Regions from separate parts of the Homo sapiens genome. Here region 2 is linked to region 1. Evidence: read pairs that join two places in POLR2A ChIA-PET (ENCODE). Cell type or tissue: CD4-positive, alpha-beta T cell. All regions are shown on one strand. Links, peaks and the distances in the headings refer to the core of each region. The heading gives the core; the rest is flanking DNA. Region 1 overlaps TOX2 (TOX high mobility group box family member 2). Region 2 overlaps TOX2 (TOX high mobility group box family member 2).

What was found. ChIA-PET counts read pairs that join two places held together with the same protein. Peaks named below come from ENCODE experiments on the same cell type or tissue, not always from the same donor. Only the 100,000 strongest peaks of a DNase experiment are listed, where the experiment ranks them.
Region 2: POLR2A ChIA-PET joins it to region 1 with 10 read pairs; 6 of 35 experiments call an interaction of 5 or more read pairs at or near these places.

What each region holds. Positions count from the first base shown.
Region 1 is chr20:44,066,365-44,071,732 of GRCh38, forward strand. TOX2 (TOX high mobility group box family member 2) reads left to right here. Exons shown (of 9, transcript NM_001098797.2): 8 at 366-493; 9 at 2,286-3,252. The coding sequence ends at 2,322. Among named protein-coding and RNA genes, the nearest start is that of JPH2, 120 kb to the right of the region's middle. RefSeq lists an enhancer at 1,541-2,057. In CD4-positive, alpha-beta T cell, for the core only: a CTCF peak has its summit at 3,838; DNase peaks (open chromatin) are centred at 2,227, 3,097, 3,497 and 4,077; H3K4me3 peaks cover 2,175 bases; H3K27ac peaks cover 2,985 bases.
Region 2 is chr20:43,939,750-43,945,117 of GRCh38, forward strand. All of the region lies in intron 1 of TOX2 (TOX high mobility group box family member 2), which reads left to right. Among named protein-coding and RNA genes, the nearest start is that of TOX2, 28 kb to the left of the region's middle. RefSeq lists enhancers at 2,875-3,375, 3,097-3,426. In CD4-positive, alpha-beta T cell, for the core only: no CTCF peak of the experiment used is centred there; DNase peaks (open chromatin) are centred at 2,322 and 3,082; H3K27ac peaks cover 785 bases.

The DNA of each region.
Region 1 (5,368 bases), core at 78-5,077:
CCCTAGCCCTGGCCCTTCCCAAAGCCTTCGAGACCTTACCCCCGCTAATTGTTCCACAGAGATTGCTACGAGGTTCACATGGCCCTTAGAGGTCATTGGGTTCAGTAATTCCATTTTACAGATCGAGAAACTGAGGCCCAGAAAGGGAAAGGCCCTGAAAGCCAAGTCCTTCAGCCCCTGATTCAGCCAAGACAAGGGTTGAACATTTTGAAAGGTGCTCTACTGGGAGCAAGGCAGCAGCCCTGGAGGCAGCATCTCTTTGGTGTGGACACCCTTGGACACATGGGCTCTCACCCCGGGAGGCCTGGGACAGTCTGCCCCCTCATCTCTCCTTGGCTCATGGCCTCCTCCTTCCCACTCTGTAGGACTTCCCGCACATCTCTGAGTTCCCCAGCAGCTCGGGATCCTGCTCACCTGGCCCATCCAACCCCACCAGCAGCGGGGACTGGGACAGCAGCTACCCCAGTGGGGAGTGTGGCATCAGCACCTGCAGGTTAGTCCTCGCCCGTCCCTGCCTTTGTCCTGCCAGCCAGGGAGAGTGGGAACAGGATGGCCAGGGATGGGAGAATGGCCAAGGGCAACGTGGACAGGGGAGGACCCTGCAGTCACTGTCAGCCCTGCTGAGGGGATCGATATCTCAGATGACACCGCAGAGCCAGGCCCCGGAAGGACTCTGCTGGCCTGATGCTGAGGCCTGCTTGGGAAACTGACTAGTCTTCAGTCTTGCTGCTTCTTCCTTGCTCCTGTTTTTTTCACAAGTGCTTCCACGTGACATTCACAGATGAGTCCTGCATCTTAGGCCAGTTCCCTAGAAGCAGAGCCTGAGGCAGCAGGGATTGGGTGCCTTTGGGGATGCACTGGGGAAAGCTTGCAGGAGAAGGGGGTGAGGGAGGCAGGACAGGGTGGGGGAAGGAGCTGAGGGGGGATGTGGCCTCAGCTGAAGACTTGCTTCTGCCTCATCCCATGGGAGCCCTGGAGCATGAACGGTGCTAGAGTGGCTCCCACCTGGAGGTCAGGGAACTGGCTTTTTGAACCCTTCATCAGTCAGCCCTTGGCTGTGGGCTGCCCCGGGGTGAGTGTAGCCCACTGGGCAGGGCAGCTCCCAAGACTAGAACAGCTAAGAATGCAGGACAGGGGACCTCGGTGGGACACGGTGGGAGAAGGGACCCACTGTCTATCCCAAGGAATTACAGACACCTTAGAGACCCCTTCTCCCTGCACCCCAGTGTCCTCCCTAGTCCTCCTGTGGGCCTCCTGTCTCAGGCCTCTGTTCCTATCCTGCACTCCACCTTTCAAACCCATGCTAACACCTCCCTCTAGAAAGTCTTCCTGGATCCACGCCACCCCAACTCTGGGGAAGAGTGACCTTTCAACAACCGCAGCCAGCAGGAGAGGGAGAGTGCAGTGAGGAGGGACACTTGCTCCTTAACCCGCCAGCCAGGTTCCCATTCCCTTGGCAAAAATGAGTCCCGCAGCCACACCTGGGGGACGTAGTGCCAAGCAGCTGTCCCAGCGATAGCGCCACAACCTGGAAGGCACAGCGCACTTGTCGGGTGGCCACCTTGCTGCTGAGAAACGCTGCCCCCAGCCCTAGCCTCGGCCTCCCAGCACACGGCTGGTTCCTCTGCTGACCCACCAGCGCCCTTGGACACTGAACAAGTGACCAGCGCGCATGCCCCATTTCTGACATGCCTGAAGTGAGATTCTACATGGGTGGGTGGACTCAGCTCAGCAAGAATCCCTTCCCTGCACCCCAAGCAGGTGCAGACCCTCCTACCCCAGCCCTTTCCTGTCCCTAAGTTTCCTTCTCAAAAGTCAGAATACTTAGGGTATGTAGGGGAGTGTCACACAATGTCCAAGCCTCCTGAGGCTTGCCCATCACATCCAGCATGGAGGTCAGACCCCAGCAGGGCCGTATTTTAAAAACATAAAAAGCACCTGTCCTCCCTTAATTCAGTTTGAGATTTACAAATTCCTGTGATTAAAAACCCATGTGAGAGCAATGGTGACATCGGCGTGCGCCTCGATGAAAGACAGACACGCTACTGCCCTTTCACCCAGAGCTGAGGACCGGGTGGTCCCCTGCTGGGTTTCCGGGAGGGGTTTGGTTCTGCTTGGTGTAGAGGTGGGTGGGGGTGGGACTTGCAGATGCAAGTCCCTCATTCAGCCACAGAGGGGCAGCTGAATCCAGGGGTGGGGGTGGGGCGTACAGTGCAGGGGTCCTGGTGCTCCCCTGGCCCGGAGAGGTACCCAACAGCTTTGACAGCCCCTCCTCTCTCTCACAGCCTGCTCCCCAGGGACAAATCGCTCTACCTCACCTAATCCCGCCTCCCTACCATCCCTGAGGCTCGCTGGAAGGCACTGCTCAGAGCCTGAAGGGCTGACAGCAGAAAAGAGGCCCTGGCCAGAGGCAGGGTGGCCCATCGGAGAGAGCAGTGACACACCCATTGCCCGGGGGCTGAGTCTCTTCCTCAACCTCCCACCAGACTCTGCAGAGGCAGCCCACTGCCCACCACCAGCCCAAAGAACCTGCAGGAACCTTCCGCCCGCTGACCTGCTTGCTCCAGGGTAACTGTGGACCCTGTCCTCGCCCTGCGCACGGTACCCTATGTCTGGACACCCGGCCCCAGCTCCAGCCCCAGCCCAGGTGGGCCGCCCCTGGCGGGGTCGCTTACCAACGGACACCCACCCCAGATGCATGGGCCAGAGGGCCGGCCCCCGGCATAGATGTGCACATCGGTTTTCCAGTGTGAACAAAAGATTACGAAACCTAGAAACTGTTGGTTCCGTGTAAGTAGTTGACTACGTGTTTTAGAACTGTGCTGAAGACATCTGTAAGACTATTTTGTGGGGGAAAAAAGTAGTTTCCTTTAAGGTAAAAAGCATTTTATATGATCCTTAGCACATTTTTAAGTTTTATCTTAAGGGAGACGCGCACAAAAGCGGCTGCCAAACCGTTTCGTCATCCTCACAGCAAGGACCGGACGCTTGCTAGCCACCCCGGAGCACTGCTCTCCTTTTAATCATGTATTCATCTATTTTAAATTGCCGGCGACGACTTTTGTCTATTTATGAAGAAACCTTGAGAACGAAGTTACAGCTTATCCTACCGTGTGTGTGGTTTTGGGGTTTCGTTTGGGTTTGGGTTCTTGACGTCGTTTGCAGCTGTTTCCTGGCCCTGGCGAGTGTCTGTCTTGGTGCCCAGTGCTTCTCTCAAATCTCTTTATAATAAAACTTCTGAAAAGCTGAAAACAAGTCTGTGTCTCCTTGCCCTTGGTGAGCCAGGGTTGAACCCCCTAAAGTGGCATAGAGCCCCTCGGGCCAGACGGACACGGGTCAAAGTCTTGCCTGACCTTTACCAGCCCATGTGGGTTTGTGTGTGGGTGATGGGACCACTCTGACCTCAGTCTTGCCCTCTAAGGGGGTAACAGTGGTCAGACCCGTAGGGCTCTTGCGACGATGAGAAGGGGTGTGGGCAAGAACGCCGCCACACAGGAACTTGCATCAGCTGGTGACAGTGGCGAGCCCTTCCTCTGGAGGATGGGGCCACCCAGGCTTGTGGAGGTGAGCAGTGGGAATCCAGGGAGGAGGCCAAGGGGTTTTTCAAACCTGAGTGTAGGAAGCATCCCAGACAGGGAATTCTTTAAACCAGATTTCCCAGCAGATGTTAGATGGTGATACTAACAACGACAGCAAACAACAACAAAAGGCAAATAATAGTTGACTGTTTTAACTACATCTGGAAAAATACCAATTGCCTGGTGGGAGGCTGCAACTCTTGCACCCTGTGATGCAGCCATTTTGAGGTGGGGACAGGTGCCCCCGCTCCCAGCCAGGCTCGGGACCGAGACAGAGGAGCCCCCACACTCAGGACAGCTCTCCCAGCCTCTCACTCTCCAATCACGGTAAACCCCCTCCTTCCAGATGACAGCCCAGGAGTGGGGTGCAGTTTCCCCACTGGAGGGCATTTTGTAATCCACTTTAGAAAAATAAAATAACCCCAAACCAGCCACCTGCCGTCCCGTCAGCAGCAGCACCGCAATGTGCAGCATAAATATTTCATGTGGTTACAATTTCCTTTTCTATGTGGGGCTTGTCAGTAACACGACGGCTTAGACAGTTTAATATTCAACTCTTGCTTCCATGTTTGTGAAAACAGCATCACTGGGATCCACGCAGACAGCCCACAATGACAAGAGTACAAGGCCCTCCTTGTACAGTGGTGCTGAGGCGGAGGCCTGCTGCCACCCCTCACAGCTGCACCAGGAGCTCAGGAGTCCTTTCCAAGCATCCACACGCCAAGACCACCCCCTCTAGGCTGCACGGGACACTCAGAGGCCCCAAGCAGAACCTAAGCGCCCTGCCTGCAGGTATCAGGGACTGTCGCACGGGTGTGTTCTGGGGCCCAGAGAGTGAGAATAGAGCCTAAAGGCCAATTTCAGGGCCATGGAGTGGACAGCGACTGTCTTAGTCCATCCCAGCTGCCATAACAGAGTGCCATGGGCCAGGTGGCTCACAGCAACACAAACTTACTGCTCAGTTGTGGAGGCTGGGAGGTCTAAGATCAAGGCGCTGGCAGCTTCAGTGTCAGGTGAGGGTTCACTTGCTGGTTCGTAAACGTCCATCCTCTCGCTGTGTCCGACAGGGCAGGAGGGGAGGGTGCTCTCCAGAATTCAACAGCACTCACCCCAATCCTGAGGGCTCCGCTCAGTCACCTTCCAAAGGCCCCGCCTCCAAATACTGGCCCGTTGAGGGTTAGGATTCCAATAATCAAATTCCGGGAGGACACAACCATTCAGTCTGTAGTGCCGACTGCAGTAGTTGGCACTGGTGTCCCCCTCTCGCCTGTCCTCTTCTGTTGCCAGAGCCCATCCCCAGGTCCTGAGTGCCATCCCAGTCATTGCCCCCCAGAGCTGCCACAGCTAATGACCAAATAATGGAGACGCCAACTCTCTGGTCCCATTCACAACCCGAGTCCATGGGAGCAGCCTGAAGCTGCCTCCAGCGGCAACACCATCCTTGCTAAGCTCCCTCCCCCCACCCCGCCCTGCTCTGAGGATGTGACTCCCTCCTGGGAGCACCCACTCAGTAAATCGCTTGAACCAGAATCCCCATCTCAGGCCCGTATGTTTCTAAGGCAACAGCCTACCATACTGACTATGCCCATGGCCCAAGTGGGGCCACATCGGTATTGCTCCAAATGTCTCTGGCTCTGGTCTTACCTGCAACTACAAGAATTTCAGCCCCGAAACCACCACCCAAGCCCCACTCCAGGGCCTTCCTCCTTCTTGGGAGGCAGTGTCTGCTGCATGTTTTCTATTCCATCCTGCAATGATGGTGGCCACGACCCACAGCGCCTCCAAGAACC
Region 2 (5,368 bases), core at 230-5,229, 130 kb before region 1:
AAAAACAACTCATTTCATTTTGCTAGATTGTCTAAGGATTAAAGAGATGACAGAAAGTACCAGTGCCTGGCACAGAGTAGATGCTTACTAAGCACCCCAAGAGTGTCTTATGGGGTGCTTATGTGATTCAGTCGGTGCTGCTGCTGAGTGACCACAGGGATATGCTCAGATATGCTGCAGAGGTTTCCTTCTGTAGTTAAAGGGCAGGGAGTCATGCCCTGTATGAGACATTTTTCCTTAGGGAAAATGAAGTCATGGGACTTGTTCATCTGGATAGTGCAGTCCAGGGGTGTATGGGGCTTGGGGTACTGCAGGCAAGTCCCTGGGACAGTGTGGCTGAGGGATGGGGCATTGGGTCTAGGAGCTTGGTGCAGAGCTCAATCAGGAACCTTGAAAGAAAACACAATGTGAAGACTTTCTACCTTGAGGACAGTGGGGCCGTGGAAGGATTTTAAATGGTGGGACGTCACTTTTTTTTTTTGAAGAGTTGGTGTCCTACTCTGTCACCCAGACTGAAGTGTAGTGGCATGATTATAGTTCACTGCAGCCTTGAACTCCTGGGCTCAAGTGATCCTCCTGCATAAGGCTCCTGAGTAGCTGGGATTACAGGCATGCGCCACCATGCACAGCTAGCTTTTTTTTTTTTTGTCTGTTTTTCAGAGATAGGTCTCGATATGTTGCCCAGGCTGCTCTTGAATTCCTGATCTCAAGCAATCCTCCCATCTCGGCCTCACAAATTGCTGGGATTACAGGTGTGAGCAATCGCACCTGGCAACTTTTTTTTTTTCCCCCAGGAAAACTCTACTAATTGGCCTGGAAAATAAATGGGGGAGGGTGAGCTAAGGGGCTGCTATGGGGATCCAGGCCAGAAGGGTGAGAGGCTGAGCCAGAGTCGCAGGGATGGAGGGAGAAGAGGTGACTGCAGAGGATGAGGCAGCTATCAGGGCACCCTAGGGGTGTGGTGTGGCACTTTAGTGGTCAGTGCTTTGCAGAGACGAGGCACATGGGATTAAGCAAACACAAAATCCCAGTGGGCATGAGGATGTAGACCAGGGCACCTTAGAAGCGCAAAGCGGCTTTAGTCACTTCCCTTGCGTGAGATTTGTTTAATAGAAGCTTGCAGCTTCGCAGCACTTAACAGGTGCTGACGGGGGCATCACAATATTGTGAAATTAAGCTGTGAAGCCGACTTCATTACCAGCTTACCTGGCGATGAAGCAGCTGCCTTAGTTAGCACTGATGGTTGGGCATGACAGAGCTAAAATTGAACTTGGCAATTACTGCTCATGAGAGGTTCTCAGTACTGTGAAAGGAAGGTTCCATGGAAATCAACCCTGGTAATCACAGGGTTTAAAATTAGTCAGTTACTATTAAGGTTGCTCTGTCAGCATATGCTTCAGGGTGATGTGAGGGAAGGGGGCGTGGAAGCTTGGGTTTGGGCTGTTGTGGGTTACCTTATGTTCACCTGCACTGCATTTAAGAAAAAAAGTTGGTTCTAGGACAAAGGTTCGAGAGTCCCAGGGTTAATATCATGGTGCAGGGTGGCCATTTGGATAATAGGTGGTTTTAAAGCCTTTTTTTTTTTTTTTGAGTATTTTTTGAGACAGAATTTCGCTCTTGTTGCCCAGGCTGGAGTACAATGGCGCGATCTCGGCTCACTGCAACCTCCGCCTCCCAGGATCGAGTGATGCTCCTGCCTCAGCCTCCTGAGTAGCTGGGATGACAGGCATGTGCCACCACACCTGGCTAATTTTCGTATTTTTAGTAGAGATGGAGTATCACCATGTTAGCCAGGCTGGTCTCGAACTCCTGACGTCATGTGATCCACCCACTTCGGCCTCCCAAAGTGTTGGGATTACAGGCGCGAGCCACTGTACCTGGCCTAAAGCCCTGTTCTTTTTATTTGCGTAAGCTCACACCCTCTCAGCTTTGGTGTTTTCTATTGACTTAAGGAGGTTTCCTGACTCGCTTCTGGTCTCTCCTTGGGATGTTGCACAGGAAGAGCTCAGCTCTCTGTGGGTTCCTCCTTGCCCTGGAGGAAGCAATGATGTGATAGGATGGGAGGTTCCTGAGTCCTTCACAGAATTGTTTTTGGTAAACCTTGGCTGGAACATCTCAGCAATCTCAGAAGATTTGTCCCCGTTTTGTGAATAAAGACAGCAAGGGGCTGATATGGGCTTGGTTGCTACTGTAGTGAAAATCAAAGGACAAAGCTTATAATGATTCAATTGTGAGTTTGCCTGGGCTGTGTGCACTGACCCTCATCAATAAGAAGATGGAAGTTGACTCCTTGCTGTGAGCCTCAACTTCCTCATCTGTAAAAGGGGAACTTGTTTTGTGCAAGTGTGAGGATTAAATGAGATCATCAAAGCACAGTAGAACCTCAGCATGGTGGCTGTTGGCTATTAACAGTGATATTTATGGACCAGACCAGGCACTTTCCATCGATGACAGCTGCTTTGACAAAAACCCCACCAGGAGGGAACTATTATTCCCATCTTAACATTAGTAAACAGAGGCTCAGAGAGGATCTAAGTTTGGCCAAGATCTAAGGGTACAGCCAGGATTCAAACCCAGGCATTCTGGCCACAGAGCCTGGCCATTGTCCCTGCCCCTCACCCTGGGAACAGCTGAACAACAAGGAAACAAGTAACATCATAGCTCATGCCTGTCATCCCAGCACTTTGGGAGGCCAAGACGGGAGGATTGCTTTAGGACAGGAGTTAGAGACCAGCCTAGGCAACATAGTGAGACCCTATTTTTACAAAAAAAGAAAAAACACAAAAATTAGCAGGGTGTGGTGGCACATGCCTGTAGTCCCAGCTACTTGGGAGGCTGAAGCAGGAGGATCTCTCGAGCCCAGGAATTCAAGGCTGCAGTAAGTTATGCTCATGCCACTGCACTGCAGCCTGGGCAATAGAGGGAGACCCTGTCTCAATAAATAAATAAATAAGAGAAAAAAGAAAAGAAAAAAGAAAACAAGCAGCTTGGACAAGCTGCCTCCATGGATAAGAAGAGAGAAGCATTAAAACTGAAAGATCATTTGCAAAAGGCTGCAGCTTCTCCACAGGAAGCTGAGTCATCTCTCTTTGTTTTGAACCGTAACCATCACGTTGCCTCAGAATCTGAAAAATTAAAAAAGAACTAAAAAAATGCTGAGTTTCTTCATGGTGCAGAGGCCCTTCTTGTCTCCACACCAGAAGGAGCTGAGCAGAGGGGCCACAGCGATGGGACCCCCTCCAACCCACATTAAATACCTCCACCTGAATATTTATTGCAACGGCAAGAGCACTGCACCTGGAATCCGGTCTCACAGCCTTGGATTTGCCTTGCTAAGCCTCAGTCATCCAACCTGCCAGGCAGGTGCACCTGCCGCAGCCCTGCCTTCTCTGTGGAGCTGGTGCTCTCGGGGTGCACGAGTCAGGGTTGGGAGGATGCTTTCTCACCTGTACACCTGTGGATGGTACGATCACAACCCCAAATGCCTCCTCCCAGTACATTTGGCAGAATTCAGTCCAGAATCTGGGCCTTGGCCTAGCTCCTATAAACTCCCTCTCCTACAGATGGTGGGGTTCAGTAAGAGTTTGATGAAGAATGCAGGGGCTTTCTGTGCTTGTCTGGTATCACCCAGCTTCTGCCTTTTAAAATGCCTCATTCCTTATCTGTGTACTCAAACTCTGCCCCTTCTCCAAATCTCGGCTTGACTGACACCTTTTTCATGAGGCCCTCGCCCAGGTGACCACCCTGAGACCCTTACCGGTGAGTACTGTCTTCCTTATACTCACCTCTGTGTGTAAGCTGGGCTTCCTGTGAGGACAGGGGCAGTGTCCTGATCACACATTGCTCCAGCTTCTGGAATTATGACCTATGTGAAGTAGGGAGGAGGCAGAGGGAACAACAAAAAAAAAGTTTTTTCAGTGAATGAATAAATAAATGAGACTTGAAAGATTTTTACCTTTGTGTTTTCTCTCTGACAATCAATTATACCTTTCACTTATCTCTTGTTTCTGATGAACAAGTTTAACATTCAACAAGCAACATGGCTTCTTGCAACATCAACAAATGCCCATCATTTTCAAGGCCGCATAGTATTCCATTCTATGGAGAGCCATGATTTATCCAATCCTCTATCGATGGACTTTATTGTCATTTTCATCTTCTTATAAATAATGATGCAATAAATATCCTTGTCCACACGAATTTGAGCCTAGAAAGTTCTTTATCATCCTAAGCTTATATAAATATTCATGGACAATTTCCTCTTGCATGCTTACAGCTTTGTGTGTGTGTGTGTGTTTCTAAATCTTTGGTATGTCTGAAATTTTCATCCATCTTTGTATCGCGGTGCAAAATGCACCTCTCTTTTGCCTTGAGACGAGTGTCATGTGCCTTGGATCTATGGGTTGTGTGCACTTTCTATCTGGTGAGCACGCACTGTGTGTCAGGCCCCATGCTGGGAGCCAGGACCCAGAGATGAGCAAGACAGACGATCCTGACCATCAAGAAGCTCAGAGCCTAGAGAAGAACAATAAACACAGAAACAAAAGCCATCAAACACATGAACAGAAACGATTGGCTGCAGGAGTGTGCTATGGACAAAGTAACTCAGGTGCAGGTGAGATTAGAGGAGCTCTCTTTGGGGAAGAAGGAGATCTTTGAGCAGAGCTGGAAGGATGAGAAGCAGTCAGTTGTGTGAAGGTCAGGGGAAGAGCATTCCAGGCAGAGGGAACAGCATGAAAAAGGTACAGAGGCAGGGAAGCAAGACTTTTTTCCTTTCTGGAGCCTTTTGTAATCCCCCTTCCAGCCTCTCCCTCCTCCTGCAGACACGCTGGGCACCAGCCCCCTTTATCACATGACATTTGCTATTCCCAGGCCGTTCTCTCTGTCACTTACTTTAGTATTGTTACAAGTGTTCAGGAATAGGATGATTCCCCAGAGCGCTTCCTGCTTAGTCTGGATCCTCTCAGCTCTGTGGTGCTTCCTCAGCAGCCTTTGCTGCTACTGAAATGTCCAAAAAATTAAAATTAGTTTAATAGCACCTGGCATAGTACATGACACTTAATAGGTACTATTATCCCCATTTTACAGGTGAAGAAACTGAGGCTCAGGGAAGTTAGCCATTCCAGCAGGCAGAGCTAGGATTCGAACCCAGCTCTGTCTTATTTCAAAGTCTGCCTTCTTCATGGAGCCCTAGTTTAACTGCATTTGTGCGAAAGCTAATGAGAGACTGCTGGTTAATCCTTAGTGCCCGGGGCCAGCTTTATCCCAAGCCCGATCAAGGCTTGTGGTGGGTGACCTTGGCCTTTGGCCTGATGGCTTCAGAAGAGTGGAAAGGAACCAGGGGAGGTTCTTATTTTTTTGTTTTAAA